7 separate regions of the Mus musculus genome follow, and regions 1, 2, 3, 4, 5 and 7 are each linked to region 6. Evidence: chromatin loops called from intact Hi-C (ENCODE). Cell type or tissue: left cerebral cortex. All regions are shown on one strand. Each heading gives the region's core, and the rest is flanking DNA. Links, peaks and the distances in the headings are about the cores only.

The links. Peaks named below come from ENCODE experiments on the same cell type or tissue, not always from the same donor. Only the 100,000 strongest peaks of a DNase experiment are listed, where the experiment ranks them.
Region 1: a loop joins it to region 6, with 2.9 times the contacts of the local background. A loop is called at or near these places in 2 of 42 quality-filtered maps.
Region 2: a loop joins it to region 6, with 4 times the contacts of the local background. A loop is called at or near these places in 8 of 42 quality-filtered maps.
Region 3: it touches region 6 in a loop (2.4-fold over the local background); 2 of 42 quality-filtered maps call a loop at or near these places.
Region 4: a loop joins it to region 6, with 7 times the contacts of the local background. A loop is called at or near these places in 6 of 42 quality-filtered maps.
Region 5: a loop joins it to region 6, with 5 times the contacts of the local background. A loop is called at or near these places in 3 of 42 quality-filtered maps.
Region 7: a loop joins it to region 6, with 4 times the contacts of the local background. A loop is called at or near these places in 3 of 42 quality-filtered maps.

The regions. Positions count from the first base shown.
Region 1 is chr10:105,397,781-105,402,359 of GRCm38, forward strand. The region is part of intron 2 of Tmtc2 (transmembrane and tetratricopeptide repeat containing 2); the gene reads right to left. Among named protein-coding and RNA genes, the nearest start is that of Gm46241, 56 kb to the right of the region's middle. In left cerebral cortex, for the core only: a CTCF peak has its summit at 1,823; a DNase peak (open chromatin) is centred at 1,764.
Region 2 is chr10:103,982,089-103,986,667 of GRCm38, forward strand. No RefSeq gene overlaps it. Among named protein-coding and RNA genes, the nearest start is that of Gm25143, 25 kb to the left of the region's middle. In left cerebral cortex, for the core only: a CTCF peak has its summit at 2,433 (motif pointing right); no DNase peak of the experiment used is centred there.
Region 3 is chr10:105,189,943-105,194,521 of GRCm38, forward strand. It overlaps Tmtc2 (transmembrane and tetratricopeptide repeat containing 2), which reads right to left. Exons shown (of 12, transcript NM_177368.4): 12 at 1-332. The coding sequence ends at 153. Among named protein-coding and RNA genes, the nearest start is that of Gm25422, 52 kb to the left of the region's middle. In left cerebral cortex, for the core only: no CTCF peak of the experiment used is centred there; a DNase peak (open chromatin) is centred at 2,319.
Region 4 is chr10:103,782,912-103,787,490 of GRCm38, forward strand. No RefSeq gene overlaps it. Among named protein-coding and RNA genes, the nearest start is that of Gm25143, 170 kb to the right of the region's middle. In left cerebral cortex, for the core only: a CTCF peak has its summit at 2,187 (motif pointing right); a DNase peak (open chromatin) is centred at 2,179.
Region 5 is chr10:105,475,875-105,480,453 of GRCm38, forward strand. All of the region lies in intron 1 of Tmtc2 (transmembrane and tetratricopeptide repeat containing 2), which reads right to left. Among named protein-coding and RNA genes, the nearest start is that of Gm46241, 22 kb to the left of the region's middle. In left cerebral cortex, for the core only: no CTCF peak of the experiment used is centred there; a DNase peak (open chromatin) is centred at 2,171; H3K4me3 peaks cover 309 bases.
Region 6 is chr10:105,572,684-105,577,262 of GRCm38, forward strand. Tmtc2 (transmembrane and tetratricopeptide repeat containing 2) reads right to left here and starts at 1,796. Exons shown (of 12, transcript NM_177368.4): 1 at 984-1,796. The coding sequence starts at 1,066. It overlaps Gm15663 (predicted gene 15663), which reads left to right and starts at 1,868. Exons shown (of 3, transcript NR_038032.1): 1 at 1,868-3,004. In left cerebral cortex, for the core only: CTCF peaks have their summits at 1,390 and 2,809 (motif pointing left); DNase peaks (open chromatin) are centred at 799, 1,256, 1,814, 2,075 and 2 more places; H3K4me3 peaks cover 3,024 bases; H3K27ac peaks cover 2,161 bases.
Region 7 is chr10:105,428,659-105,433,237 of GRCm38, forward strand. All of the region lies in intron 1 of Tmtc2 (transmembrane and tetratricopeptide repeat containing 2), which reads right to left. Among named protein-coding and RNA genes, the nearest start is that of Gm46241, 26 kb to the right of the region's middle. In left cerebral cortex, for the core only: no CTCF peak of the experiment used is centred there; DNase peaks (open chromatin) are centred at 2,523 and 4,269.

The DNA.
Region 1 (4,579 bases), core at 188-4,187, 180 kb before region 6:
AAATAAGAGCCAGAGGATAACCACAAAGAATGGAGAAATATCTTATCTTGGGATGGGCCAGAAGTGCTAGGCAGCCCTATTTCTTCCTATGGCTAAATGTTCTGTTCATGACATGGGAATGTAGACCTGTAACCCCCTAGCACCTACCAATGAAATTTTAGATTACTTAATCCTTCTAGAGAGTTCCCCTGGTTCTCTATAAGAAGGCCTGTGGATCTTTGTCTTAGGTCGCCATTTTGAAGAGTGGTTGACCCCTATATGCTGGTTGTTTCTGCAGAATAAATGGTCCTTTTCTTTTCATAATATCTGAGTCTGGGGTCTTCCTTCAGCAATTTCAGACCCTTACATCATACCATTATAAAGCATCCCTACCCATCAAAGCCCCCCTCCCTCCATCCCTCCTTCCCTTCTCCCTCTCTCCTCTTTTTCTCTTCCTCCCTCCCTCCATCTTCTCCCTGCTTAGAGGCAGTCTTTTGCCCCACACACCCACTAAATATATCTCTTGCTTGAGATCTGTTGTATGATCCTTGAGGCACTCTTTAGCTCTGATTCACCAAGGTACTCTTCTGCCACAAAAGACACCAACACCAACCTTCTGTGCACTAAAAGTGTGTCACTGGAGGGTGTAATAGGTAGAGGGATGGGTTTTAATAGCCCTCTCCTATGATGAAACCCTTGTTTTAATGCAAATGATATTAAATTTAAATGATATTGAGGGGGTTCCCAAACGCCCAGAGTGGTTCTGAATATTAACCAAAATACCTGAGAGCTTTGAGGTTTTTACCTGTGTTCCTACCAACCTTTGAAACCCAAACAAAAGTTAAACAGACCCAATTCTCTTATTTAATAGCACAAAGTTTTATGCTGCAATCCTTAGTTTCAACCAGTTTGCCCCAAGTGGCTGGTGACCTTTACAGTTTGATATAACCAAAGAGGACTCATGAGGAACCTGAAGTCTTTTCTAAGAAACACACACACAGTCATCCCTACCTCATCTGCATCTGTCATGTCAATTAAATAAAGATGTTAAATAATGAAGTTCTCAAAACCTTTAGGTTTGTCTACAGATTTGTGGCAACAAAGCAACAGTACTACAACTTAAGTTTCTGTAAAAGGAATTTCATCTGAATAGCAGAACATTGTAAGGTGTCCAAAGAGTTTCAAGAAATTTCCAAAGTTGGGTGTGGTGGCTCACGCCTTTAATCCCAGCCCTCGGGAGGCAGAGGCAGGCAGATTTCTGAGTTCGAGGCCAGCCTGGTCTACAAAGTGAGTTCCAGGACAGCCAGGGCTATACAGAGAAACCCTGTCTTGAAAAACCAAAAAAAAAAAAAAAAAAAAAAAAAAAAAAAAAAAAAAAAAAAAGAAAGAAAGAAAAAGAAAGAAAGAAAGAAATTTCCAGCCAGCTAGAAAATACCATCGCCCTAGAGAGCAAAGTTTTTCCCTTTCAAGCCTTCGCTGTGAGGCAAGAAATCAAGTAAAGGACAGAAGGACAGAACCAAAATGCAGCTTCAAAGCTTGAGTGAAAGGGTTTGTTATAATAGAGGGTGTGGAGTCTGCTGCTGCAACAAGGCAACCCGGCAGGTTAAGGAAGAATAAAAGCTGAAAAAGAGATTAGCATTCACCTTCAGGTGATAACACAGACTCTTTGCCTCAAAAGACTGAGACATGAAGGCCGCACACTCCTGCAGCTAGCGAACTAATCTTCCTTCCTCTAAGCCTGGCTAAAAGGAAATGCAGTGGGGAAAGGATGGTGGGGGTGGAGAACAGGAAAGCCTGGCTCCTTTTCAGATATATAAGCAACAGCACCCTCCTGAGCCTGAAGGGGAAAAAAACCAGGCTACCGACGTGTGTCATAAAGACAAGACATTAATGGAGAGAGAGAGAGTCAGAGCCCAACCTGACCTGGTAAGTGTACTCATTTTCAGTCAAAAAAAAAAAAAATCAGCTTTCGAATGACCCTTGAAAAGTGATTATCTTTCATTTTTCAGTTATGAGCTGTGGTGAACAGGACAGCAAGTATTCCATTTTAGTTTACTGACATGTCACCTAACTATTCAAAAATGGCCGAAGCCATGCTGATTAACCACTCCCTAAAGTAACAGATGAAACCTTCATGAATACAATACATAAACGCTGGGGCCATCTGTTGAGTTAGTTACCTGTGTGCAGGTGTGTGTTTGTGTGTGTAGGTTGATGACTTTCGAGTGTGTGCATGTGTGTGCCCTCACTTAGGCACGGCCTTGCGGAAGGCAGAGGTAACACTGGGCATCTTCCTCTGTGCTTGATCGTCACCTTCTTTTTCTGAGAAAGCGTGTTTTACTGAGGCTGGAATTTGCGGACTTAGCTCTGGACTTAGCTGGATGGCCAGCAAGGACCTGACATCGACTTCTCTGCTCCCAGGCACTAGGCTTGCAGTTGCCCACTAGAATGCAGGGGATCCAAATCCAGGTCCTTCTCCTTGGGTGGCACACACTTTCCCCACTGAGCTATTGTCCTATCCCTATTATTAGTTACTTTTGACCACTATGACAGAATGACAGAAGCATCTCCAGGGTTAAATGTGATTTGCTTCCCATATCAGAGGACATAATGGTTTGAATAAGAGTCCCCTAGGCTCATATATTAAAATGCTCACCAGAAAGTGGAGTTATTTGAGAAGGATTAGGTATGACCTCCTTGGAGGAAGTATGTTGGTAGGGGAAATATCCTAAGCTCACACCTAGCCTAGGGTCTCCCTCTCCCTTGCCCTCCCCTCCCTCTCCCCCTCTTTCTCTCCCTACTCCCTCTCCCCTTCTCTCTGCCTGCTGCATATTGCTCTTAGCTACTCCTCCAGTGCCAAGCCTGCCTGCATGCTGCATGTGCCCCGCCATGATGATAATGGACTAACCTTCCAAAAACCATAAGCAAACCCCCAACTAAATGCTGTCTGTTATAAAGAGTTGCCTTGGCCATGGTGTCTCTTCACAGCAAAAGAACAGTAACTGAGAGACTGAGACTAGACCTCTCAGGGGAAGGCATGGCAGGCTGGCTCTGAAGGAAAGGAAGGTTGCATTATAGCCAGACAGAGCTGGGTGTGGCAGCGAAATTCTCTAACTCAGGAGGTAGGGAGGAGCCTGAGGAACAGTTCAAACCAGCATCACTAACACAGGGTGTCAGAGGTGCGCTAAGCTCAGGAGATCTTATTTCATCAAACCAAAACCAAAGCAAAATTCTAAACAGAAGTCGGAGCCTGGTTACCCTCAAAGGTTTGTACCACTGTCTCTCCTCCAACAATCAGACCCAACCTCATAAAGGGTACACACTATTCCAAACACATGGCTGAAGTGGTCACATTATGTCACGAAAAGAAATTATACACAATGAGCAAAGAAACCGGGATATTTTTGCCTGTCTCTTCAAAGTAAGAAAAGTAAATGTTCCAAATAATTTGGAGCTTTTCATTTCATAGGACTTATGGAAATGAACCCAAAGCATTCATACATAAGCTGGGTGTAAACTGACAACATTATGATGCTTTTATTCACAAGGTTTCTTCTCTTGGAATGTACAACCCAGCACATACCTTCCTAACACATATATTACACAATGGACATAGGTCCAGGCAGCTATACAGTAAAAACCAAGAAATTGTTCTCAAATAGCTTGGGTGTTAATACTAACAGACTCAGCAATTTCAAATTCATGAAACTATAGCATTTCATGATGTTTTTACTTTTTATGAAGACAAAAGTTTATTTTGGGTGTTTTGTGTTTGCTTCCTTTGGGGGCTTTTTTGAGACAATGTCTGTCTATGTAGCCCAAGCTGGCTTCAAACTTCCAGTGGTCGTTCTAAGTGTTAGGATTACAGCCATGCACTACAGCAGCCACGCAGACATAGAACTTTTAGAATTGATACTACCTGCAGCAAAGGTCTCCGTATATCTGTACCCGGTGTGTGCATTCTGGGTAGCCAACAATTAAAGAGAACTCTGGGTATTTTTCTGTTTCTTCACTTACTGAAAACCAACTCAGTCTTTATTATTATTATTTTTTAATGTCCTCTGTTTTCTTCATGTTCTCCTTGCTTTTTTTTGGAGAATTATGAAAATGAAAACCATGTAACAAAACATAGGTGTCACAGACTCTCATATCAATGGCGATCATGACCACTGCACCTTATCGTCCTGGCATGGATAAACAAGTAGAGGAGGGGCGGGGAGATGCCCTTTGGAACAGAAACACTGACTTCGCTAATCAAGGTTATAATTACTGAAGAAACACAAATTAAATCCTGAATTCATGCTATTTTACTTGTTGCAAGAGTTATAATCGGACCAGCAGAGCATACGGGAGCCATCTGGGCACTGCAACATTGCAAAGACACATGGAGAGCAAGGGCAGGCTGACCTTCCAGCCACCACACAGGCACTCGCATTGGCACTACAAGGTGCTGTTGCTCCCACTTGATTTCTCATTATCCTTTCTCCGGAAAGGATACCATGATTAATAGGGACAAAACCAGAATGCCTAGAGAAAAAAAACTAAAGCTATAACACTCCATTGTGTCACATTCCATACCGAGTGCACTTATTAATACATT
Region 2 (4,579 bases), core at 221-4,220, 1.6 Mb before region 6:
GTCAGTAAAGATACCTTTCAACTTATTTGATTGTAAACATGATCTGGTTAAGAACAATAGCAAAGCCCATTGTGTAATGAATTTATTTATTTCACCTAACTGATTAAATCAAAAGTAGAACTAAGGGATATTCAAAGTTATATGTTCCCAGAAACCTGATAATAATCTAAGGGCAGTTAAATCTGGTTATTATTCTTGGAATATGTTCCATGCCAAGTGAACTGGCTATTATTACATATTCAGTGGAGGATAACAAGGGAAGTAGACTTTCTAGGAATTTCACATTTAGATTGATTGTGTTAGGTTTCATTTTGAGAGATTCAGTTTTCTAAGAATTATGTGTTATCCTTAGCTACACTTATAAATATTAATTTATGTTTATTGAACTCACAACTTCATAGCACACATATGTGACTGCATTTACTTTTTCTACAGGATTAAACCTAATATCACAGGCAACAAAATAAATCTTAAAGTACTTACATAAATTTAGAAAATTTTAGTGATTAATTTGTTCTCTTTTTTGACTAACATTCTTTCAAGAGAGTTCATATTATGTAATGGGAAACTGATAACATGAAACATGGTAGTATAAAATTAGAGTTGAGTGTATCTGTTTTTCCAAATGCCTACTTTTCATTAAACCCCATTTCTATTGCCATCTTCATGCAAAGAGACCCACATCAAGCTAATAAATGTAGGGAGTTATAGAATAAAATCAACACAGGATGGAGTTAAACTTGGTGCACACAAACACTGAACAGGTTTGTTGTTTCTCTTGTTCATTTATATCCGTCCTTGCTATATTTAGTAGTGACATTTAATGTTTGGATTAACAATATTGTTTCTGGCTGCACAGCTGCCCTGAGGAGGACAAGGAAACAGGAACACATCGCTCTCATCCTCGCCAGACAAGTGACCTGAAGCATTATTTTTATTGGGATTGATTCAAAATTGTTCTCAACCTCATAAGAATTGCTTTGTTCCACTCTAATGTATGGATCCACATTCTTCCTTCTCATTTATTTAACTTTTGTCAGGTCTGTTGGGTACCCTCCTTTTAAAAAAATTTCTCCCATGGTGTTTATTTAATGCTGATGATATAGTTTTCCTTATTCTAGACTAATAGATAAACAAACCTCATTTCTCTAGAAGCAGAGCACGCGGGTGGCATTGCAATAACTGGACCTTAAACTCTTCACATTCTAATGAATAATTAATGTGTAACTTTATGAAAATAATTTTTGGTAGAACAATTTTCCAAAAGACTACTCCTTAAAATTATAGTGACAGAGGCATAAAGGGTTATAAAAGACCAAATACTAAGGAATTACATTAGCCGTTATTAACTAGCTAATTTTACCATAATTGTAGCTAATGCCAAATTTTCATCCCATGCAACAATAAGTCTATTTCGTTGTACTACCCAGGTTTCGGTATTTCAGTTGTGCCCCTCCTAGACACACAGTTATACTGTGCTTCCTGTCCATGTGAATGCAATAATAGTCCTTTAAATTGTTTTCTACTCATGAGATTTGATTATTTTTACTACTGTTCTCAAGTTTAGCTATATATCATCTGTTCTTTATCAATTATCACTTAAAATTCTTTGTCTAATTTTGTTTTCACAATTTTATTTTGCAGAGAATACTATCAGCTATATATTAAAATACTCACCATTTTTAAGTTTCTTAACACATTCTTAGAATATTCACCTTAACAGTTTTATTGATCATGTTTTTGGATATACCACATTTCTTCTTCCGTTATCTACATCATCCCATTACACTTTTTTGTTGTGTGTTTTACCTACTATATATATATATATATATATATATATATATATAAATCTAATTTATTTCATTTTATTTTAGATGATCACTTTTGTAAGACACTATAGAATGAAGAAAAGAGATGATTTAGGGTTACTCAATTAATGCATGATTTTAATGATATATTAGTAAGGCTTAATCTCATAGTCAACCTTATGTGAGTGTCTTTATGTGTGCATTGGAGAAAGAATCCAGTACTCAGAAGAGGCTTAATTTATGGGACTTAAGTAATTACATGTTTTAAGAGGACAGTGAATGATAAAAGCTGAGGTCCAGTGATGGTATTTATAGTTATCGTTCCTGTAGATTTATGTCTCATCGTCATTTTTCTATGATTCTGTATACATTTCCTGCACCTATGGTAAACATAAAAGAAGTAAGTAGGTATTCCTTTCTCCTCTTTTTGTTCAGTTGAATGCTTTTAGACATTTGGAGCTTTGTATGTCAGCACACACATATTTTATAAGTATATGTATGTACACACAGAGAAACTCTGTTAATATATAAAACTATATTAGTTCTTGTAGGACATGTTTCTAATTATATATCTGTTATACACAAGGGACAGTTTTTTTCACTTAGAAAACCACTAGGTGGCATTACAAACTGTACTGTTTAATAATGAGTTGATTAAACACATAATAAAGTTTTGTTATTAAGCACCTGTTTATAATTTATTTCAGATACTCTCAGATGGAATCTACCTCTATTTTGGATAGTAATCATGTGAGACTTTGGTTAAAATTAGTATTCATAGAAAATTTTATAGAAAAATCTATAAAGTCGTTGATGTATGTCATAAGACTGAAGGACAGCATTTGAGAGCCATTACTCTGTTATATTCTGACTCCCCTGGGACAGCATAAAATCCTCACAGGGTTCATATTTCTAAAGCACACCTGTTTTTAATGGACATGGCCTTTAAAAAATCAGAATAACAATGAAAGCAGCTTAAACAATAAAACTTTTAGAACAGTTTAAATAAAAATTGGTATAGTTAATTTGAGGTAATAAGTTATAGGGAAATTGTTTTGCTGCCATTCGTACTTAAAACATTGAGATATGTAGATTTTTAAAGTATTTACATGATGAGTTATTTCACTTAGACATACAGTGGAAATAACTTTCTGTCCCTGAGAAATATGGCTTTTGATTTAGATACATAAGTAGACGATTTGGGTATTATCTCACCAGTCTTGGGAATGAATATGCACACTTATGAAAGTAGATGAGAAAGAAGCCTCAGAAAACAGACAGAAAGTCATGAATAAATGTTTGTAAAATATGGATTTTAAAGACATATTGGGAATGGAAGAGTTACACTTCCCTGTTTTGACATTTTGTTGTTGATTTTGCAGCTATGAAAGAAATGGGACTTCAGATGAGAGGGACAGATATCAGTGCTTCTCACTGGGAGAAATTTAATGGGAAATTACTTTAATTGAAATCTACTAGAATCTGGAGGTTGTTTTAGAATACTTCTAGTCACATGAATGTGCCATGCCTGCTTATAATAAAATTTGTAAGTAATGAGTGCTGCATACATTTACCTATCAGGAAATACATATTTAGTAAGTATGAGAAAGAATACAGAACTAGAATTACTTTAAACAATTCTATTCACAGAGAAAGTAATGAGCATAATTCCACATTAATAAAATTCTTCTCTCTTAAGTGCCACACTGGAAGCTAAAAAGAGTGTTAGGAAGTATAGATAGGGGTTACATTAAAAACAATTGCTAAGAAGTGGAACCAAGGAGATGATATTAGAGCAAACATGGATTTGTTGTAAAGCTAGGGGATTATTCAGGAGACCCACTAATGATGTACTACAGCAAATAAGAGTAGACAAATGATCAGAAGTTTACTTGCTTCTCTCACCTAGTTGCCTGGCAGGTTCCCAGAGAAATGTCTGCTGCATTTGGTGCTATTATAACAGGATCAGTGTGGAGGTAGATTAGAGGAGAGAGATCTTTGTGATTTCTTAAAGGTGGGGCAGAGAGGAGGGAGAGGCAACAGCCAGTAGCCTGCTAGACCTGAGGATGAGATGGAGTAATGGATGGGAGGTGAGTATGGATGGGTGGAAGTTTGCAGTTAACTTAACTGTTTTCCTGGTTAGAGTGGTCTCAGGGTCCTGAGGGAATGTCTGCTTGAGTTGGAGATTGAAATAATGGGATGACTGGGGAAAGAAAGTTTGGAATCGAAGATCTGTGTGATCCATTAGCAATGAAGGGAGAAAGAGGGGTCCTAGCCTGGTTTCTTCAAAGGTGCTGGGCATGAGACTATGTATTGGATTTGAGGAGTGGGTGGAGAGGAGATGATATTTAGTCAGCCTACCTCCTTCCCTATCCTAAAAGGTTTCATGATATTTAAGAGCTCTATTCTAAAACATACATAATTTCAAGTGGTTTTATTAATGAGAAGGGAAATGTGGTGTATTTACAACTAAACTCATCAGAGAACAATCTTCCATTTGCTACATTATTTGTTCTTTGGCAAGGAGGAAAAATTTACCCACTATGCAATGGAACTTACAGGGATAAAAATGGTTGAGATTTCTTACTCTGTGTAATGTGTAAAAGATTGCATACTGGTCTCAGCAGTCAAACAAGGTTTATTTTATTAAATAACTTGCTTTGATCTTATTAATTTTACATTGAATTCAGCAAACATTGAGGCAGAACTAATATAATATTAGTGTTTACCATTTACCATTCATGATTTACTTTTAACTTTTGCCCTTTGCC
Region 3 (4,579 bases), core at 407-4,406, 380 kb before region 6:
GTGGATTCTCCCAGCAGTGGCAGTAACCATAGTGACCTTTGTCCTGGGCTTGAAGTCGCCCTTGAGCTTTTATCACAGCACTCCTGGGAAGTTCTGTCTGTTAATGAAGCCAGCTCTGACAAGCGGAGGAGGAGGAGGGGAGTTCTCCTGTGTCAGGTCTTGGAGGTCTTCAAACCTTGCTTTTCCATGATGTTCCACAGCTTGCGGAGATTAGACTGAGTGATGACATCATCTGGCTTGAGTTGCAGGGCCCTCAGGTAGTTGGCCTCAGCCTTCTGCAGTCGCCCATTGAGATGCAGAATGGCCCCTAGGTTCATGAGAGCAGCAGGGTACTGGAAGAAGAGAGAGGAAGTGATTGATAAAGAGGCCATTTCAAGAGCTCCTTCATGGAGGACAAACGTCCTCAACCTCTCAGGCACGATTCCCATGTTTAGAGGCATCTGATAGAAGTAATTTACCAATTTATAGAAATAGAGACAGGAAGTATGCCCATCTTCAAACAGTAGATATGTACTCTAAATAGGATTAGGATAGGCAGTTAAGAAATGTTTTTTGGGTTTTTTTTTTTTTTTAATTTTCTTTAATGGAAAAGCATATATACATTAGAAGACTAGATATCCCAGACAACCTGTTTTTGGGAAGAAACAAGTATAGCTTAGTGACAGAGTGTGTACCTGCCGTGCCTGAAACTCAAGGTTCAAGTCCCAATGCAACAAAACAGAAAACACTTATAGCATGGAAACCTTGTTTATCTGAGTAAAGCCAACGAACAAAAATGTACTTCAAAAATGAGAAATCTGAGTGCAAAGTGAAGCTATCTATGTCCATGTTTTATCTTCTTAGCTATATTCTAGGCTTTCTGTGTATAAACATTAGGCTATGGGATTTACTAATGGTTTCAGAATGGAAGCCCTGAAAAAAAAATTAAATTTAAATTTAACATCTTTCTGAAACCTAAACTAAAATATTTCCTGGCAAGACAAGACCCACAGGTTTAAAATTTTAAAATGGTTAGATTCTCCTAATGCTGAATGTTTATATAAATATATCAAGGAAAACAATACCAAACCAGATTAAACATATGGCACAGGAAAATGTAACTTCAATAAATCCATTTTATACTACTTGTTGAAAAATACTTAAGGAAGAATGAAAAAAGAAAAACTAAATAATACACCATTTTAGTCACTGTGGCAAGTAAAATATAAAATTGTCATGTAAAAGATTCAGAAAGATTTTTTAAAAAATTATGGTAACCATAGATTACTATGAGGATTTTTGTCTCCAAATTCTCAGATACCTGTTCATGAAAGTCTATTGTGATGGGAAAAATATTTTGCTTTCTCTCTACAAATAGAGAAACTGCATCCCTGTTTGTGTCCCATCCTTAGAAGGCTCTTGTTAATAGGAAGCAAACTTTTTGGCAGCTACATAAATGCATAGTACATATATCAGATAAACATTGTTTATATGCTATGATTATGAATTCATTTTTGCAGACAGTATCTGCCATTAATTGTCCTTCACTCTACACAGAAACCAAAGATAATGTCAAACCATTCTATGATTTGGTATTTTTAAAATGCATGCATTTTTTTTAGCTGAATTCAATTGATCCTACTGTTTACTGTAAAAACAATTACTTCTGAGCCAAAGAGTAGAATCATGTAAAACCAACTAAAGGAAAAGCATGATCAAGTTTCAAGCTTAAGAGATCTGGGTTTGAGTTCTTAACCATCCTGACCTTGGTGACATGGCCTAAGAGCCTTGTATCCCAATTTCTGAACGTTCCTAGAGAAGTATGTGGCAGAATACCTTCACAAATTAGACATTGCAAATGCCATGGTCAGCTTTTTCTATTCTATTAAATGCTTCTTGGTAATTTTCATAATTTTTAGTTCAGTGGCTAGAGAATATCTCTGAATACACATCAAAATTCTCTTAAATTCTAAACTGCTAGCCATTCTTTTCAAGCTTTTCTACATTCTTATTTTCCTTCAAATTATATCACAAATATAAGCTTTGCCTGACTTTTCACTAATCTTTTGGCTAGAATGACTTAATACTTATGAAGAAAAAAAATACAGATGGTAAGTTTCTAACTTTAAACACTAATTCAAATCTACCCAGCTCTAAATTGTATGGCAATGTCAAGTGCTACACTGGAAACCAAATTAACACCGCCTACATCATCGTCTACAGGAATTCTGCTATCACACCACCAATATTACCTGGAGCTCCTCTGATGCCTGAACATATTTCTGAATTATGACTCATCACAGTTCTTAGCATGACTGTCACTAACACAGCTCCTAAACTTTGGTATACATGTATTCAGAGCCTCAACTACTAGAGATGCTAAATATGGGAAGGAGAATCACTGTTGGCAGCCATTCCTTGTTAACCAGAAGTAGGAGAAGCCCAGGAACTGGGCTGAGAGAAACCAGATGGCTCTGTGGGACAGCCTTTATTTCCTCAATTACTGTGTTACTAATATGCCTCTACCTATAGTGTATATGCATCAAACTGCAATAGACAAAGCTTATCAAGACACTCACAGATTAAGCATTCAAATGGCCTAGGTTCACATGGCAGCAGTACCACAAAGAAGAAATGTATATCTGGGCAGGTTGGGTGTTGTCTTGGGATTGCAATTCCTTGTCCAAGTTTGATGACAGAAGAATTTGCTTCATCTAGTTACTAAAAAGATTTTCTGAGAATGAAATCATATTGCCTTTTCCCTTTCTCTCCCTACTTTGCCTTATCACTTCAAAACTGCGAACCAAAATCTCCTTCCAAGTGTGTTCAACAACATGCACCAGGCCTTCTGGACTGCTTGGGCCTGTGCTAACTTTCTAATCTTTTCCAGGTTGTTCCTCTCACGGGCAGAAATAAAAACTGGGTGGGGAAGGACATCAACCAAGTTACACACATTACTGTATTATTGTTTCTCTAAACTAGAGCCCAAGGCTTTTCTGTCCTTCCTATCACCAGTTGCTAAATAAAATATTAGTATTTAGTATTATTGTAAGAAAACATACAAAGGAAGTTACATTTGTTTGTGGATGATTTCTAGATGCTGGTTATAATTTTGTCACAAATTTGACCTCAAGGAAATTCATTCCTATTTGTTAACTGTTTTCCGTAAAGAATAAAAAATGTGTAAAACTAGGTATATGCATATTTAAGAACATCGATACTTTAAGTGGTTACATATTTATTTATCATTATAACATTTTGTAATGAATGCAAATACCATTTCTATTAGGGAAATTACTTTAGAAATTTAAAAATCTGTATAGTATACTGCTTCCAACACCCTATAGCTTCTCTGAGATAATGGCAAACAATGAAATGTACAAAGGGTTCTGCTAAAACGTCACTGAAGTAATGGATATTGGCACCTTAAGTACCCGCTTTCAAAGCATCAACACTGACTTGCACATAAATAAATGTTTAAGTCTTTGTTAAAAAAACCATATATTAACAGACATGGTTTATTTTCCAAAGCCTGTCACGTACACCTACCAGAGCAGTGGCTGTGAGGATTAATATATGGCCACTGTCCTGAGAACTTCTGGCCTTCTAGCCACACATCTAAGTTCAAAAAATACTCCTGGCAGCACCTCAATGCAGGGCAGGAGAGGAGAATTTCAGGCCCCACTCATGGAGTCAGAATGTGAATGTTAACTAGGTCCTCAGGTTCTTTTTATTCCCACAAAAATACTAGAAGGGCTGTTGTCAAGGTCGCTTCTAGATCAAAGATGCTATCATCTTACAGCTTTTACAAAGAAATTGCTTAGACTAGGTAGAGCCTGTAGAACAGACTGTGTCAGATCATATTATCTATCCTCTTGTAAAGTAGAACTCTCCTTTTGGTCATATAATTACTTAAGACAGTAAGTGTCCAGATGAAATTTTATTAACAGAGCTGTAAATGATTAAATGCTAGGAGACAGAAAAAAAGGCTGTGGAGACAGCGTGTGATGGGTGTCTAAACAGCCTGCAAGGCTCTTTAGCTATGGAAGTGGATGCAAGAATTTAGGGTGGAAGTCTGTCCTATTATGTACTGGTGGCTTTGCTCTCTGCCATCTGCAACCCATGGGTTGGGATGAGACACATAAAGACAAGCACCAGTGTCTTCCCTCATACACACATGGTCTTTATTGAAGACAGCCGATGAAAATTTCAATGTGTTATCCATGGCAGGCAGCAGCTTACAGCCCTGTAACACAGGGCTCCTGGTTAAATACCAACAAAATGAGACCACCTCCTTCTTTGCAGGCTATAACAGTGGACCAGACATCGATTGTTTCCTTGAAGATGACAGATGTGTTACATCAATTGGGATAACTAGCAGCCATGTGGAGGCAGCATGTGACGTCTTTCTCAAGTCTCTGGAGAGTTGTGCCTTGTTATTTTACTGTGGTCTTTGGCTTGATTCTCTTATGTTGGAGGAGGAAATTAAAATGATGGATATCTACTGGGGTAGGTTAGAGCAATGGCAGCAAGATTGTGGAGGTCTTCGTGGAGTCCAAGCTCAAAAACTTAAACGTTCTTTGGGAACATGAGTTGACTT
Region 4 (4,579 bases), core at 356-4,355, 1.8 Mb before region 6:
AAAAAATTAAAGAGATGTGATCCACTGTGAACCTTGAGGTTCAAAAGTGGTAGACAATTAAAAGGCAAATACTGTGTTGTTTTTTTTGTTTTGTTTGTTTGGTTGGGTTTTTTGAGGCAAAATAGAGAAAAATGACATAGGAGAGACGTTGGTTCAAACATACTACACTCACTTCCTATGGGTGACTAGAGATGACATCATGCTTCTTTCTACAACATGAAAGTAATCTGTAGGGGTACTGGTTAGACCAGGAGTATGGAAAGTGTTTAGATAGTGATTCACAACATTTATTATGTGTTTGTGAAATAAACTTTCATAGTTTCCCCTTCTTTCTCATTATTCATTTTTGATTCTCCAGTGTTTACATTAGTCTGACTCTTCTTTAAGATGGGCATTTCCTTATGAACCTGTAATCCCCTTTAAAGTGAAGAATGTTGTAACATCATGTCATACTTTGGCATGTGAATCATTCCCAAGTCTATAAGCCCCTAGTCTGGTATAAGCTCTAGTTAGCAACCAAGTGAACGTTTCCATATAGTGTCTACCCTCATTCATGTCAGGAATTGCTCACAGTGTGAGTTTGGGTAAATGAAGAGAAGAAAAGGTGTACTCTTCTCGGAGATGAAAGTGAGAACTTCTGTCATGTTCTGGTGATAACTTCCCTCCATCACCACTAGTAGAACAAACTTGGAAGTTGGCCCCAGTCTTATAAATTGAAAGCTGCACAAATATTGTCAAGGTGGTTAATTTATTTAACCTCTAGTTGCTTTCTTCAAAAAACTTGAAAGCCTGTAAACTTTCTGTTGGCACCAGGAGTAAAATGGCTATGCAAGAAAAAAAAAAAAAACACTCTTACAAATCTACTACTTGGTGCCTATCTTGGATAATTTTATTCTCATCTTTTTGTTTACTCTTATGGATAAATGAAGCTGTTCTTTTCAATTTGTTAAAAAGTAAAATGTATCAAAACAGCAAAGATATGCAATGAGATACCTTGTTCTAGTAAATGCTAAACCAATATGGATCACTCTGTATTATTATGCTCAAAGTATTTATGGATGTGGTCTCTCATAATCCACATATCCAAGATTAGATGGTTACCTAGAGGAAACACAAAGGAGACTTGCCAAAACACAAAGGCAAAATAATTCTGTATGAATTTAACAGACAACCTTGTCTATACACACCAAGAATAAGCATTGCCAAGTAAAATATTATTTCTGCAGTTTGGGATGCCCTTGGAAATTTAAAAATTGTTCCTGATCTTTAGTGAACTGTTTATGATATCAAAAACCACAAACTAGTGTGGAATCATTCAATTCAATTCACAGTCACTTTTCAGCGGATAACTGGTAGAGATAGTGATACAGTCAGCACTGAGAGGTTTCTATAGCTTATCAGCCAGAAGATCTGCCCCCTGATCTCACATTAAACACATTCTTATTAAGAGCCATAGATTCACTGCAGAAATGCAGTATTCCTTAACTGCATGATGTGCATCTCTTGATTACTATTGACCATTACTAGATAAGAATAGTTGATTTCAATGCCATTTTTGGTCCTATCACTGGATTTAAAGATAAATTTAAAATCCCTCTCTAATGATGTTGCAAACCTCATTTCAACTTTTTTGGTGGGTGGGATTGAATCCTGTGTATTTAATCTCCATAGATTGTCTTTTGAAAATTATTTTTAGTACTTGCTTTTACTATCTCATCCATATTTTAGAAATTATCTCTTTAAGAATGACAGATGGCTTTAGGCTCCTATTCTACTACAGATCAAATGTATCAATGTGTTGGAGGAGAGAAGCTGATACAGAGAAACTCTAGTGATAAGTATATGAAATTAAACTTCAACCTGGAGGAATCATGGGAATTCCAGTAGCAACAAAATGTTAGTTTGTCTGAATTTCTGAAACAAGGAGATGGGTGTATGTAAATAGTATACCCTGCTTGACATTTAGACAAATGAAGGCAAGGTCATTTAATCGGAAAGAGGAGGAATTTCTCTTTACCAGATTTTCTATTTCATTTGAACTGACATCTGGCTCTAATTTTTCTTTCCAACTTAAAATTCTTTTATTCACTTGATATTGGTTCAAAGTTGACATTTTTAAAAAATCTTGCATTTTAAAACATCTTCATAATTTAGAACACAGAATGCTATTGCCATTATCTGCACACTAGAGGGCACTAAGATATGCTAACATGGCATGCACTCAGAATGATACCTTAGATAACTTCTGAGGAATCATTCTTTTCACTTTGAAATCTTTAAAAAAGACACAGAAAAAAATATAGTTAATACTACACTATAGATATTAATTTTTTAAAAAATAGCATGAAGCTATCCATTTTAAATTACATTTTCATTATATATATTGGTTTAGGTCTAGGATCAAGTGTACAATGGCAATCGTGTCAACTTTTAATTTAAGGTACATTTTGGTGAATATGAATGTCTTGTTATATTAGATAAAATCTTGTTGAAAATTTCCTATGAATTTTCCTAAAGTTATACCTCTCAAAATCAACTTAATAATGTCTCCTACTGATCTTTAATGTTAACTTTTAAACTATCTTGATATAATTGCATCAATCTAGTATAATTTCATTGAAAACACAATAGCCTACCATCGCAAGGTCTGAAAAATAACCAGCTATTATTGTTGTTGTTGTTGTTGTTGTTGTTCAGGACATTAACACTCACAATGAATATATTTGCATTGTCATTTTACGGTTTATAAATGTGCTCAAAACCACAGTGGTATTTCAATTATCCGATGACAATTTTAATTTATACTTTTCTCAAATATTTCAAAATACTCTACACTATTTCTTGAATTCCTTTCTCTAAGCATTTTTAGATTCATTTATAAGCAGCTGATTTTCTCCGTTTACCTTTTGGCCTTCTTTATTATCTACTAATAAGATATGAGAACAGGGATTTTGCCACCTGTGAATTGAAAAGTATTCATATTGTGTCTAGATTTCGGAGCCATTAATCTAATTCTCATCTTCTTGTTGATGTACAGAGTAAAGAGTCAAAGGAACAGAACAGAGAGACATAAAAGCAAGCAAGCATAAAAATGTCACAATTATAGAGCAATAACTGAAATGAAAGATTTAATTACAGAATTTATCATTTTGATGTTTCATTCTGATTTCTTTCTTGTTTTTGAAAACTGTGAGTAAAATAATTTGTCTTAGTTGGATAACAATACTCTAAGAGTTTGTCCTGAAACTCCTGGCATGGTCTCTGGGTACACATAGCTGAATAGGTAACTGCTAGTAAACAACACAGACTTCTGAACCTAGAAAAATGCTCACGCATACCATTCTGCACTTCAGAATGAAGCTTCCTTACGTACTGTCTTTAATGCAGTCCATTCACTAGAGCCTCGCCATATCTGCAGCTGAGAACCACATGCACTCTAGCTGCAGTCAATAGAAGAAGATATTAAAAACAAATATAAGTTATAAAGATTGCCTAAAGTAGTCTACAGTTTGAGAAATGGTTTGTCAATGCAATATGGAATAAAACAGCAGGTTTGACATATCGGTGCAGAAGTTGCAACTCTGAGTTTTGAAAATGTGTGCATCATAACAGTATGATGTCCCTTTGTTACTGGGTTACCTCAGTCACAAAAGAACACACATGGTATGTACTCACTGATAGTGGATATTAGGAAAAAAGCTTGGAATACCAACAATGCAACTGACAGACCATATGAAGCTCAAGAAGAAGGAAGGCCAAGGTGTGGACTTGAGGCCCTAGGGAGTGGGAGGGCTTGGTGGAAGTGGGGGTAGGGGTAGAAGTGGGGGTGGAAGTAATGAGAGGACTGTAAAAAATTAATAATAAAAAATAATGGCTTAGTAGTATTCCATTGTATAAATATACCACATTTTCTGCATCCATTCTTATGTTGAGGGACATCTGGGTTCTTTCCAGCTTCTTGATAGTATAAAGGCTGATATGAACATAGTGGAGCATGTATCCTTATTACAAGTTGGAGCATTTTTTGTGTATATGCCCAGGAGTGGTATTGCTGGATCTTCCAGTAGAATTATGTCCAATTTTCTGAGGAACCACCAAACTGATTTCCAGAGTGGTTGTACCAACTTGAAATCCCACCAGCAATGGAGGAGTGTTCCTCTTTCTCCACATCTTGGTAGCATCTGCTGTCACCTGAGTTTTTGATCTTAGCCATTCTGACTGGTGTGAGGTGGAAACTCAGGTTTGTTTTGATTTGCATTTCCCTGATAATTAAGGATGTTGAACATTTTTTAGGTGCTTCTCAGCCATTCGACATTCTTCAGTTGAGAATTCTTTGTTTAGCTCTTTACCCCATTTTTTTTTATAGGGTTATATGTTTTTCTGGCATTCAACTTCTTGAATTCTTTATTTGGATATTAGCCCCCTAAGACTGGCAAAGATCTTTTCCAAATTTGTTGGTTGACGTTTTGTCTTATTGACAGTGTCCTTTGCCTCAGAGAAGCTTTGCAATTTTATGAGGTTCCATTTGTCGATTCTTGATATTATAGCACAAGCCATTGCTGTTCTGTTCAGGAATTTT
Region 5 (4,579 bases), core at 398-4,397, 97 kb before region 6:
AACTATACCACCAATCAAAGAAAACACAAGATAGAACTTGTGGCTCTAACTATATATGTAGCAGAGGACGGCCTAGACGGTCATCAATGGTAGGAGAGGCCCTTGGTCCTGTGAAGGCTCTATTCCCTTAGTATAGGGGAATGCCAGGACCAGGAATGGGAGTGGGTGGGCTGGGGAACAGGGGGAGCGGGGAGGGGATAGGGGATTTTCAGAGGGAAAACTAGGAAAGGGGATAACATTTGAAATATAAATAAAGAAAATATCTAATTTAAAAAATGAAGTAAAAAAAAAAAACAGCCCTGGGAACGTGAAATAACACCCAAGAGCTTCAAATGCAGGCGTTTTCAGGAGGTGGCTAGGCTAGTAGGCATCAGGCGAAAGGTCAGAGAGAAAGCACGCTGGAAGGTAAAGCATTTCTTAGGCAAAGGATGAGCAGTTAAACTATGGCCAGTGCATTCACCCACATGACAAAACCAGACCTACACCCTACAACATTGGCAGTTATGCTGTTTACCATTAGAAGGGATGCCAACGTCTTTCTTCCAGGTAAAGGCCACTTCAGAAGGGAAGGGACTTAGTAACTCCCCTGCAGATTAAATTTTCCAGGAATGCAAAAGGAGTTGTCTAACTTGTCACCAATTGTTTGACATTGAGGAGCCTGAAAATGATCATTTCCCCGACTAACCAGGCCTACAAGTAGGAAAGAGCATGATGTTTTGACTGCCATTTGAAACGTGTATCTTGAGGAGGTGTCCCTCCTCCAGCCGGAGCAGAGCATGACCTGCACTCTGCCACTAGTTGCACTAAGTGGCTTCAGAGCCCAGTAGCTGACCCTAGTGTCCACATCACAGAGGTGTTGACTGCCACCCCTGTCATCCAGTGCTAGAAATAGGCTCATTCAGGCAGCTCTGCCAAACTCAGATTAGGTGAAGTCCTGAAACTGAGCAATTACTATACTAAGTATACCAAGAACGGAAAGGAGCCAAGAGACAAAGACATGATTTTGGGTGTTTTGTTTTGTTTTGTTTTGTTTTGTAGCACAGTGACTAGTTCAGCAATCTATTTTATACAAGAAAAATTGCTACCCACTTCATCTAAAGGGAATCTTCACCTGGAAAAATAAAACAAAAAGTGCAATCAAACAGCACTCCCAAGCCAAATGAAAACAAACATCTCAGATTAGAGAAATCTCAAATCCAGGCTCTAAAACAGGGGAAAGGAGACAAGCAACTCCTATAGAGCAAAACCTACTTCTTACCAACAAACATTTTTAAAAGAGTATTTTTTTACTGTGTGTGTGTGTGTGTGTGTGTGTGTGTGTGTGTGTGTGTGTGTGTGTGTGTACTATGTCTATGCAGGAATACATGGAGAGTAGAGGAGAGTTTTGAACCCCTGAACTTGGAGTTCATTGTAAGCCATCCACTATGCTTACCGGAGACCAAGCTTGGGTGCTCTGTAAGAGCAGCAGGCATTACTAGGAGCTGTGCCGTCTCTCTAGCCTTGACAAACTCATTCTCTTCCTTCCCATCACATCTCATAACAAAATTACATGAAGGGAAGGATAAGGAACTGCACGCTTATCCATCAGGATTCTGTGTATACTGTTAAGAGACCATGTCTCTCAAGTGTCCAGATGAGGAGGAACCTATGTTGTGACTTATCCCAACACAGTTGGTACTTGTACCTGTCAGGGACAGCATTGCACTTCAAGTAAATGTTTCTCATAGTCTATGGCAAGGAAACGTTACTGACGGGATGTGCTCAGTGTTCCCGTGCCTAAAATCATCACATTAAATCCTCACTGGCCTTGGGTCCACTTATTTTCCATTTGAAATATTTTCCTGACCACTGTGGCATGTTCACCGTTATCCGTTCTTCCGTCTTTCTGACAATCTCCAGAACTCAGCAGGACCTGCATCTGTGCTCACGAGGGTTGCAATCCTTTTCTGATGATGCCCTTTGGAATGATCCCAATTGCTTGGCAGAGCCAGGCGCACCTCCTACATCTGGTGGTCGCCAGGCTAGAGGACTCAGTTGACTTTGCCTGTTCGCCATTTCTTAGCGGGGTTTAAACAAAAGCAAAAGGAATGCCTCTGGAGGCTCAAGTAAATCAGCTGGCGAAGAGAGATGCTTTAACACCTCGAAAGAGCATCCTCGCCCGCCCGAGTTAGGAACAGCTGCTGACAGAAATCTGGGACAGGCTTTCCCTTAAAGTCAACTGGGAACTTCTCGGTTCCAAAAGCAAAGAAAACCAGCTGAGGACTTCAGGAGTTTGGGATGTGACACAGAACAGGCTGGGACCTGAAGAGCAGGGGAGTCCTAGCAACTCCGATGAGGTAAGGTGATGAGGATGCGATTATACAGTCTCCAGTGATGCTGAAGCAACAGCAGAAAGGACCGGACATTAGTTCCTGAACGTGAAAGGGCTGGAGAAGACTGTGAGGGAGAGAAAGAGAAGCAAGCTATCCCGTGATTATTTCTCCCTTCATCTTAGGAAGAACGCAGCTACCCAGATGATAAGAAGGGTGGACTGCAGCTAATGAGATCATAAAGATGGTGGACCACAGCCAAACAGATTACAAGCACAAATATGTAAAATAATTCAGAGGAGAGAGGAGTCTGGGAGGAGCATAGTTACAATCCTAAAGCTGCCAAGGCACTGCTAAACTGCCCCACTGTGCTCCTACAGAAGATCCTAGGCTACCAAATGGGGCAGTAATAATTTAAAGCCATGCATAAATAAATACCCAATAAATTAAGGAAGTTTAATATCAGTTTGGCTTATAGTTATGTGTAAATTCAAGGGTACATATGATATTTTGGTATTCCCATTGGATTCACAAAAACACCAATTATTTCTCTTATTTAATAACAATAGCAGTAATAGTAGTAGAAGTAGTAGTAGTATTAATAGTAGTAGTAAACGTGCCAGAAGTGCTCTCTTGCAATCCTTGGAATCAAAGAATGTTGTTACAACACCAACCATCCCTCCCATTGAAGTCAATTACTCAAAAGATACATCCAAAATTGTTACACTGCAGAAGGTTCACATTGATGATATAGCAACTCTCACTTTCTTAAGAAAATTCAGGACAGATGCCGGGCGTGGTGGCACACGCCTTTAATCCCAGCACTCAGAAGGCAGAGGCAGGTGGATTTCTGAGTTCGAGGCCAGCCTGGTCTACAAAGTGAGTTCCAGGACAGCCAGGGCTATACAGAGAAACCCTGTCTCGAAAAACCAAACAAAAAAAGAAAATTCAGGACAGGCTTTCATAAAACATTATTTCAAAGATTAGAAAGTGAAAAGTCTTTTCCTACCTCTTGTGAAAAGACAGTTTTGGAATCCATATTATCTCTAAGATAGGAGAAACACTATCAGAGGGAGCCAGATTATTATTATTATTATTATTACTATTATTATTATTAGCCCACTGTTATAATGAGGCTATTGAACTGCTGGATAAATGTTCCTAAGCAGTGACAAGAATTACAGAAACACAAATTCATGCCAACAGGATCACATGAATTGGGTCAGAGATAATTGTAAATGATGATTTTTAAGAAATCTAAGTGAAGCCACTTGAGAAAGTTTCCCAAGTCCTAACACGACAGGGGATCCTATAAGTTCATTTGCATATAAATGGGTTTCTGTGGCATTCAAACCCTGGAAGAGGAAAGCCTAAACATTATCACCCACAATTCCTGAACTCCTTCCTCCTTTCCCAAATCAGAAGCAGTTGAAACAACAGTTCTCATACATCGAAAAAATACAATTCAGAAAATATGTCTAATGACTGTTTATAAATAATATTCCACACCTATCATACCCTACCCACCGACCCAAAAATTAGCTCAGGGGGGAAAAAGCAAACTACAGAAAATAGCAGAAATACTGCATACATACTAAACATAACATTAAGAAAACGTGTTTACCGGTTGCAACTGGGAATGATAAGTAAAACGTACAGCCCAATGCTTCAATTAAGCATGACGTTTGTTAGCAGAAACTTCCTGCTGGATCTCACTGAACACAAACGGAAATGGGAGTGCAGAATGCACGCTGCATCGCTAGCCTGTCTCCTGCAGCCTGATGAGGACAAATATGGCACATTAGGCACCTTCCATTTTCTCTGCCTTGTAATAAGAGAAGGGTATGCATGAGAGATTCATTTTGAAGCGTTAATCATAAATCAACTGTGGCGTAAAAGGTGAGTACAAGTGTTCTTACAAAGAAAATAAAACAACTGCTCTAGCAGCACTCCCTCCGTGGTGCTGGAGCTGTTTCCGTTGCAAGGCATAGGAAGAATATAAAGAACAACAATAACAACAACAAAACCCTCAGCTTTCAGGGGATCGAGACTTTCTGTACAGTGGCTCCAGCCCTAGACACCGAAGAAGACAAAGAGATGCGCTGAATCAAAAGGCTCCCAGGAAAGGAATGTCTGCCTATACATATAAGACTAACTCATCACCACTACTTCATAAGCAAAACAAAACAAAACAAAACAAAATGGCAGATCTATTTATCTATAAGGAATATCAACCAGGGGAAATGTTCCAAGTAGGAACCGAAGGCAGT
Region 6 (4,579 bases), core at 335-4,334:
GCTATTGGAGCTTTTCATCAGTTTCTAAACACTAACAATATATTTTAAAAATAGGTAGAGACATCAGCACAAGGGTGATATTTTTCCAAGCATCAATGCAGTTTCTTTGACAACACAATCCGGGTCTCATTAGCCACCCAAACTAACCCAAATACAGAAGACAACTTCTGTCTCCAGGGCGTCTTCTTCTGCAATTAGCACCAGCGAATCACTAATGTCTCATGCAAAACGCCCAAACAGAACTGAAAGCCCACGTTTTTATAAAGGAATTCCCCATGATGCGTGAGCAAGGTTGGGGGAGCGAGAGATACAACCAGCAGCGAGATACAGCTCAAAGTTTACTATCATACACGTCAAAGAGAAAGTTGACTCAGAGTACGCGCGCTCTTTCCTCTATTTGGCAACTGTCATATGTGCGTTTAACTTCGAGAAATCAGTGTCCTATCAATAAAAGGAAACCACACGGGGAGGATCTTCTAGGGGTGCAGAGGTGCTTCCTTCCAGCCCACACGTAAAATCGCTTAATATGCTTTTTCTTTCTTTCTTTCTTTCTTTCTTTCTTTTTTTTTTTTTTTTTTTTTTTTTTTTTTTTGCACCAAGGTATACCAAGGATTGTTATTGGAATTTTTACTTTGGCTGGTTGTTTGTTTAACGTGGGTTCATTAAACAGTCTTCCAAATTGCCTGGATTTCCGCAAAGAAACTTAAGCGCCTGCCAACCAGCAAGAAGCAAGCAAGAACCTGCTGCAAAGTAGGAGCGGAAACTCGTTCGGCCCGCCCAGCGCGCCTGCGTCCGTCCCGGCTGTTTGCTTTAGGTGTTACGGTTTCCGTGTCGCCTAAACCTTCAGGTGCAGATACCTGTCCCCCCAACCCCGCCCCCAAGACGCGCTTCAGCCTGACAGCAAGCAGTACCAGAGCCACCGAGGAGCCCCCACCCCACCCCCGTCGCACCGCAGCCATTGCCCCTTTCTCTCACCCACTTACCTGTCATCGTAGCAGAAATCAGCACTCAGGGTGTTGAGATACAAGGCGAGCCCCAGAGCGCTGCTCACCAACTCTGCAATCATCTCTCCACCGCCTTCCCTCCGGCTTGGCTCCCAGCGCGAGCGCAGCAGCGGCAACAAAAAACAGAAGCATCAATCCCCACCTTCCGCCGCCTTCTCCTCCTTGGCTGCACTTTTCCCCGGCTTCCCCGCCCGCCTCCTCGTCCTCCCTCCTCTCCTTCTTCCGATCCCGGGCTCCTCCTCGGGGCGCCGGGCTCCGCTGTTCCTGCGTGCTCCGGGGGTTGCGGGCTCACACCGCTCTCCCCATACCCGACAACCGCGAGAGGCAAGCGGCGATCGGCTTCACGCCCCCCGGCGGAGAATCGGGGCTTGTCCTTTTCCCGCGGCTCGCGGTCCCCACCCTAACCCATGGCACTTTGGGACGCCCTAAGGTAAAGGACTGCGGAGATAGAAGAGTGCAAGAGGGGGGACCAAAGGGCTGGACAGAGCGAGGATCTGGGACCAGCGGGAGGAAAGGAGAGACAGAGAGAGAGACCGAGAGAGAAAGGGGCGGGTGGGAGGGACGAGGCGAACCGCCTCCCTTCGCCGCCTCCCGGGCGCACGACTCCGGGGCCGTTCGCAGCAACTCGGCCGCCACCGCGGCTGCGGCACATTCACTCTTTATTGGTTCCCTCCCGGACCCCTCTCCAGTGAAGTGAGAAGCGGCGACTGGGGACTCCAAAAGCTCCCGCGTGGGGTTCTCGTCGCGGCCCCACGCGCCTGCGTGGCCAGCCCACCACCCTAAGCTAGCCCGGCCCCTTTCTCCACCCAGATCCTCCCCGCAGACTCCTCCCTGTCTACCCCCACTGGCTGGAGGCTCCGCCCACTCTTCTAGCTGCTCCAGCCTGGTACTCTGGCCCCACTCTCTTCTTCATCTTCCTTCACCTTCTTTTTGACTCTGGAAAGCCTCCCCCAAAGCCCAGGACAAAGATGACTTTTGGAAGATTGCCCAAAACGATAGCTAGAGTGTGCCCTGGGCTCTGGGAGATGGAGGAGAGAGGCGACAGGAGGAGTCAATGGTTTGCCCAGTGCTGCGGGGAGGCGCTTTGCACGCTCTAGATCGCAAGCCAAACGTCTAGTGCCAAGAGCTGTCAGGCAAAAGACTGGTCAGCTGGAGAGACTTCTCGGGACGCGGAGAGGTAGAACAGGTTTGCAGAGCGCTGGCAACCTCGGTTGACACTAAGGATCTATTGCCCCGCGCGCGCGCGATGCGTGAGCTGAATTGGGATGGAAGGGCCTGTTGAAGAGCCAGGGAAGCAGCGTTTAGGAGAGAGTTTTCCGAGGCCACGCCGTGACGGTCGACATTAATATTAGTGGAAAGACGCGTGCCCCGCAGTAAGATCATGAAAAGGGATCCAGGAAATGAAAGAGGAGAGGCAAGAAGGTAAGAAACACCCACGCGTTCCTCAGAAATTGCGTGGGGATGGGTGTCTTTAGTGGTTCAGGACTGTCAAGCTGACTCTGAGACTATAGAAGAGACCACGCTAATGCAACCCTCTACAACGGCATCCTTAAACCCAGCAGAGCGGAAAGCTAATGCCCTTTCCTTTCCGCCCGGATGCAAGACTGGATGGAAGGCATCCAACATGATGAAATACGGTGCAGAAGAATGGTCTGGGCAGAAGGAGCGCTGGGTACTAAAGTTGCATGACCAAAGAGATCCGAGAGCTGTCTGCCACACCCCCTTCCTGCCTGGTTCCCTTTCTGACTGCCCTGGTCGCTCCCTTGGACTATGATGAACACGACTGCAGCGCCCCCTGCTGTGGGGAAGCTACAGGGCACAGAAAACACGTCCTTGCAGGGCTGACTTCCAACTTCCCCTTTTGCACCTAACCAGCAAGCTCTTCAAAGATAATAAGGAAAGTGGACTCCCTGGGTATGTGGCAGCGATCTGAAAAGTTTGAACGCCTGCAGAATAAGGATGTCTGACTTCACAAAGAAATCGTTTGGAAACTGACAAATGTGTGTTCAACCTCCAACAGGCAAATTGTGATTTGATCAAAATATTATGAGCACGTAGGAAGTTCTCAAATAATATATTGAAGATGGTGATTCTTGTTCTTCAGTGCTCCCCGGTATAATGTATTTTTTAAAGTTTTTTTAAAAATCATACCAGTTGCTCCATTCGGATCCTCTCTGACCTTCTTCTGAGCTTATGTATTGATATTGGATCCTGGGGCACTGGGGGAAGAATAAATACTTAAGTCAGATACCTAGATTTGAGTATCAACTCAGCTATTAATTATTTGAGTAAGTTGGGGCCAATCACCTCCTTCACCCCTCACTTATAAATACTACTTTGGTTGGGTGAGTTTCCATGTAAATAAAGCATCCAGAGGGGGACTGGTAAGTGCAATAAGTTAGCTGTTATGATTTCCAACGTCATCCTTTTACTTCTTAACTAATACTTAGACATTCCTCTCTAAAATACATACCATTACACCCACACTGTTCCACTCTTAGTCCGAGCCATCACCAAAATACACCCATCACATCCACAGAGCGTTAGTATCTCCTGCACAAACTAATCTGATGGCCTTGTAAATGGTCTTGCTTCTACACCTACCGCCCCTGCTCCAAGCATTTACTTGAGGCTCCAGACAAGCAGCTTTAAGTTCAATCACTCCACTTAAGCGTGTGTAGTGCACATAGAATAAAACTCTCTTAGTCTGGCTCATATGGTCCTCCCCCTCTTCTCAATGTGTTCATCTGTGTATGCCTTCTCTGGAACCTTCTTTTCTCTCGTACCTGGAACTGTTTTCTCCCCAGACATTTCTTTGGCTACTTTCCACTATCTTTCAAATGGTATTTCTTCAAAAATTCTTTCTTGTATTTTATAAAGCACACACACACACACACACACACACACACACACACACACACACACACATACACACCCCTCTTTCCCATCATCCTTTATCACTTCCTTCTAAGTATCTTTGTCTGCTTGTTTGTTTGTTTGTTTGTTTGTGGAGTTTTGATTTTTTTTTTGAGACAAGGTTACTCTGTGTAGCTCTGACTGTCATTGAATTCACTCTGTAGATTAAGCTGAGCTCAAACTCAGAGATCCATCTGACTCTCCCTCTAGAGTGCTGCTATTAAAGGCCTGTACCACTACTACCTGGTGATAGGCACACATCAGTTTATTAACTAATCCCTTGAATTTCCATTCAATCTTCATAAAGCTTGTCCCCTCATCCACAAAGTGCCCAGAGCCCATAGCATCTGAACATTGTAAAAGAAACTTCTAAAAAAGGGTAAACAAGTAAACAATAAGAGTATTTAAGTGTGATTATAGAAGAGCTGAAAGCCCACAAATATTCATCAGGAAGAAGAAACTAAATTGTTGTCTATGTTAAAGATGCCAAAGCCAGAGGGAAGAAGGGTGACATTTCTTGAGTGCATCACTTCCTCGGGAAGATCCATGATAGGAAATCACACAAGGACAGCTTCTTTCCTAAGACTTATGGGCATACAACTACTAGAAAGCTTTGGGTTCAGAGAGCTAAAATCTTGTGAGCATTTCTCCATTTCAAA
Region 7 (4,579 bases), core at 294-4,293, 140 kb before region 6:
TTTCACTCCAATCCATAAAGAGGAAACTACATTCATCTTTTATCTGAAGCAACTTTTTCTTTTTTTTTTTTTTTAATTCATGCGCCGTGTTAAAAATGCACATCTCAGGACGTGCAGGGTTAGCCAAATCTTGATTGAAATCATTCTTCTTGGGCTTCCTCGCTGTGATTCCCCTTTCTCATCTATAAGCCAGTGCTGATGCAGGTTAAATAAGATAACCAGGTTAATTCCAAAGACTGGTGCCTAATACACAGTGGACACTTAATAAATGACTGTATTGGGGCTGGCAAGATGGTTAAGCAGTTAAAGAGCATTGGCTGCTCTTCCGGAAGACCTGGGTTTAATCCCATTGCCCACATGGCAGCTCACAACCTTCTGCTGTGCCAGCTCCAGGGGATTTACTGCGTTCCTCTGGCTTCCACTGGGACAGAAATACATGCAGTATACTGATATGCATGTAGGCAAACCATGCAGACATATACTTTTCAAGAAAAGTGAATAAGTGACTGTCCTGAACTCTCTGTGTGTGTGTGTGTGTATGTGTGTATCTATACACACACACATATTCTCCTTGCCTTTTTCACTGCCATACAAGAGTACATTTTGTTTCTGTTGTTTGTTTTTGTGTCGTTTTTAAGCTAGACATGGTGACATATCCCCATAATCCAACAGTCGTAGAGGCTGAGAAATTAGGGTTACAAGTTCAAGGCCAAACTCAACTTTGTTGCAGTCTCTCTTCAACAAAAAGAGCGCCACATTTCTGAAATGTCAGTACATGTACAGACTGCTTTCAGTTGCTGATATCATTTATTATTCTCTTAGCACACTCATATAACACCTTTGGTCATTTTTTTCCCTAGTGAACCTGTGCTAAACTGCCTCTGGATTGACCACAAGTTAAACCCATAAGCTAATCTAAGAATCCAGAAATGGTATCTACAGCCATCTACCTCGGCCAGGATAGAGGACTAAAAAGTTAAGTGAGATGATCAAAAAGACACACACAAAAAAGAGAAAGTCACAGTGTTTGGATGTCGCATCCTGAGTAGGTGATTCTCGGTAGCAGCTTCACCATAAGAATGGCAGTTATTGCACTACCTCTTAGACTAAGATCATCATTTCATGTGAAACATGATATTGTACTCTATAAACACTGATATTTTAGGTATAAATTCAAATCTTGTAATTTCTTTGTATGAGACAGAAAAATAATTAGTTCAAGCCTTTCAAATCACAGAAGACACTTATTTTCAAAGACAGTACATTTGAGTACACTGGAAAGACAGATAATACACATTAAAACTCTGCCATACTTGCAAGTAAAAGCTGCAGATCAAAATAATATTCGTTAGGGATCTTTTTACATTTGCCATGTGAGCTAAACCCAAACATGCGGGCTATGATCATGATGGCTTAGACTGCGACCCAAAAAAAAGTTTAAGATCACAAAGAGATCTTTGACCTAAAGGGCAGTGTCATCACCTCTACTATGGTCATGGTCATTTTATGCAGAGAGAAATGGATATTTTTAACAGGTAACAACTAACAGTTAACTTGGGGAAGACAACAAAGCAGAGAGACTCACTTGGTTTCTCAGCCTTGTTTTCTAATTGTTTCCTCTCTGAGGGTATCCTGAGGTTATATTCAATGTTCCTAATGGGAGTAATACTGTACAACATCCCAAGCGCATTTAGCACTTTAAACAGGAACTCCAAACTGTGCTGTCTTTAAAAGGCACAGAGGTCATTGGGAAAGGTCATTTATCACAGCTTCAGTGAACTGGCACCAGGCTTTTAGTGAGCCACGGAGATAAGGCATGTAGTCTTAGTAACTGAATAGCCTTTCTTTAATTTTTAATGCCTGTCCACTTCACAGCTTCCAAGCAGAATCAATGGCTTCCTTACAGTATCAGAAATGGCTTGGACGGCGAGTACACATGCGTTTTGACAAAGCAGGGAACAAAGTCATCTGTCAGCACTGCATTTCCGTGAACATTCGCGACAGGTTACAGAGGTTAAATATTAAGGCATCTTCCTTGTCACCCGAAAGGAAAAGAAAAAGAACAGTAACAACCTCCCCAGTGTCACCCTGCAGAAGAGTTTAAGTGAAAATAAAGACCGCGGAGGAGACACGTGTTTTCTATTTCACACTCAGAAAGCACACGCAGGTATAAACGTGCCCAAAAGGCAATGAGTTCGTCTGGAATGTGAAAGACCACGGGGTTCACACATCTAAAGACCAACAGTTGTTTTAGAAATTAACTACACCGTCTCTTAAACTCCTACACAACTTCTAAACTGATCCAGGTGTTATCATCAGGATAGGAACAGATGCAGTGTTAGCAAATTGAACAGTGAAGCCAGCTCCAGCGTGGCCTAATGGGCTCCACATGCTGAAAATGATCAGTTTGGTAGGAAGCACACTCAACAAAAGCCTGAGTTTCCAGCAAAACAAGGGGCTCATTATCAACATTAAGTCCATGGATGACTACTTGGGGACAGAGGCTGTTTTCACACTGATTATGATTGTGAGGGAAGAAAGGATTGTGGGAGAGTAATTCAGCACCAGAATAACAAAGCCATGGTTGTCGAGGGACTGGTGATGACATGACACCAATTTGGTCACCACAATATAGTCAGCACTGTTTGTGCCAGCCAGGCTTTGTCCTGAAATCACATCTGGACCCAAAAGAGATTATAAGTAGAAAACTGAGGAAGGACCATATACTAGTGGGAGTGTAGACCTTTTTAGTCTTCAAAGTATATGTGTTTTATGCATATGTATATACATAGAAGACATAATGATGTATATGTAGATATATGTATAGATATAGAGATAACTATATGTATTTATAAATATATCTAGGATATATCTATATATCTCCTATATATATGGATATTAATACATATATATAACTATTTATGTATCTATAGGTATATCCAGAATATATTTATATATCTCCTATGTATGGATATGGATATAGATATGGATATAGATATCTCTATATCTATACATATATCTACATATACATAGATATACAGATACATGTATATGTAGATACATGTATAGATATAAAGATATCTATACCCATGTGTGTATGTGTGTGTGTGTCTGTATATATATATATATATGTATATATATATATATATGTATGTATACATATATATATATATGATATATATCCTATAGTATCACTAATATTTTTTCACATAATTTCAGGGACAAAAGATGAGACATCTCTGACAAGACTGCATAGGACGTAGCAGAGGTGGAAAATCCCATCACTAGACTGGTTGTCACAGAGCTGTTTCTACTATACCAGAGTCTCTACACAGGAGCACCTTGTACGTGAAAGGGCATTCGCCATTTCCATTCATAATTCATGATTTCTAAAAAAAGATGACTTAAGGCTAATCTATAAGTAAAACACTGCACAATAAAGGAACACAAGCTTTGCTCAATTCCCTTTGGTCCATTTCTTTTGCAACTATTGGTACTGACTAAAATGTCTAAATGATGTTAAGTTAGGGCAGCACGCTGGAAAGCTGTGTGGAGCGGAAGGGGCTTTGGCCACTGAGCACTTTGTATCTATTGACTTTACTATTGACTGAAAGCCATATAACTTTTTAAATAACAACTTCAAAACATCCCATTAAAATAACATCAACTTCTTCTTTCTAATCTTTCTTCCAGAATGCAACTCCTATAGTCAAAAAAAAAAAAAGATAATGAAGTGTGAGGCACAAAAACATCATCTCTCACATAAAGTGATAGAACCAGAATTGATATTCAAAACTTAAAGAGAATGGGAGCTAGGTTTGTACAGGCTTGCTTGCGCTAGGCTCAGGAAATTGAGTTGAGGAAAGAGGTAGCTATTTACCAATTACAATGCTCATACTAGTGCAGCTATCTAAATACCAGGTACCACAACAGAACCGCTACACATGACTAATGATTGCTGAGGTAAGTATGAGTCACATATACAAATGGAGGGGTGGCGAACTTGCAGAGAATGCCTAGGCTTTAAAAGTAGATGAGAATGGAAGAAAGGGGTGGGGGATGACTAGGTTAGCAAATCGTAGCGCTTATGAAAATCATACCAGAATAAAGTGACTAGCACATTTTATAAGTTGAATTTATAGGAATAAGGAGTCCAGAAAAATATATAACTGGGTCCGAACTCAACAGTTACAGAGGGAGAATAGGTGCATTAGCACAGCAGTCACGGAGAGCCAGTAGAGAAATGTAGGAAAAACAAAGCCTCGGTGAGTCAGAAATACAGCCAACGCCACCACCAGTCAAACGCCAACTCAGACTTCCGTAAAACATTCAGAATAAATGATCAGAAGGTTTTAGTGTAAAGGATCGGGATAGAACGTCCAAACTTTCCCTAAGTGTTGCTCTCCATCTACAGAGTCATTATCAATATTACTGCCAATTTGCTACATATTAAGAAAACGATGGTAAAAGCCCATGCTTTATAAATCATGTAACAGAGGGAGTAAGAGAGGGATGTAAATTCATCACCCACTCCGCGGTGTCTCTATGAATTAAAACATCATCCTCTTTCTCAGAATGA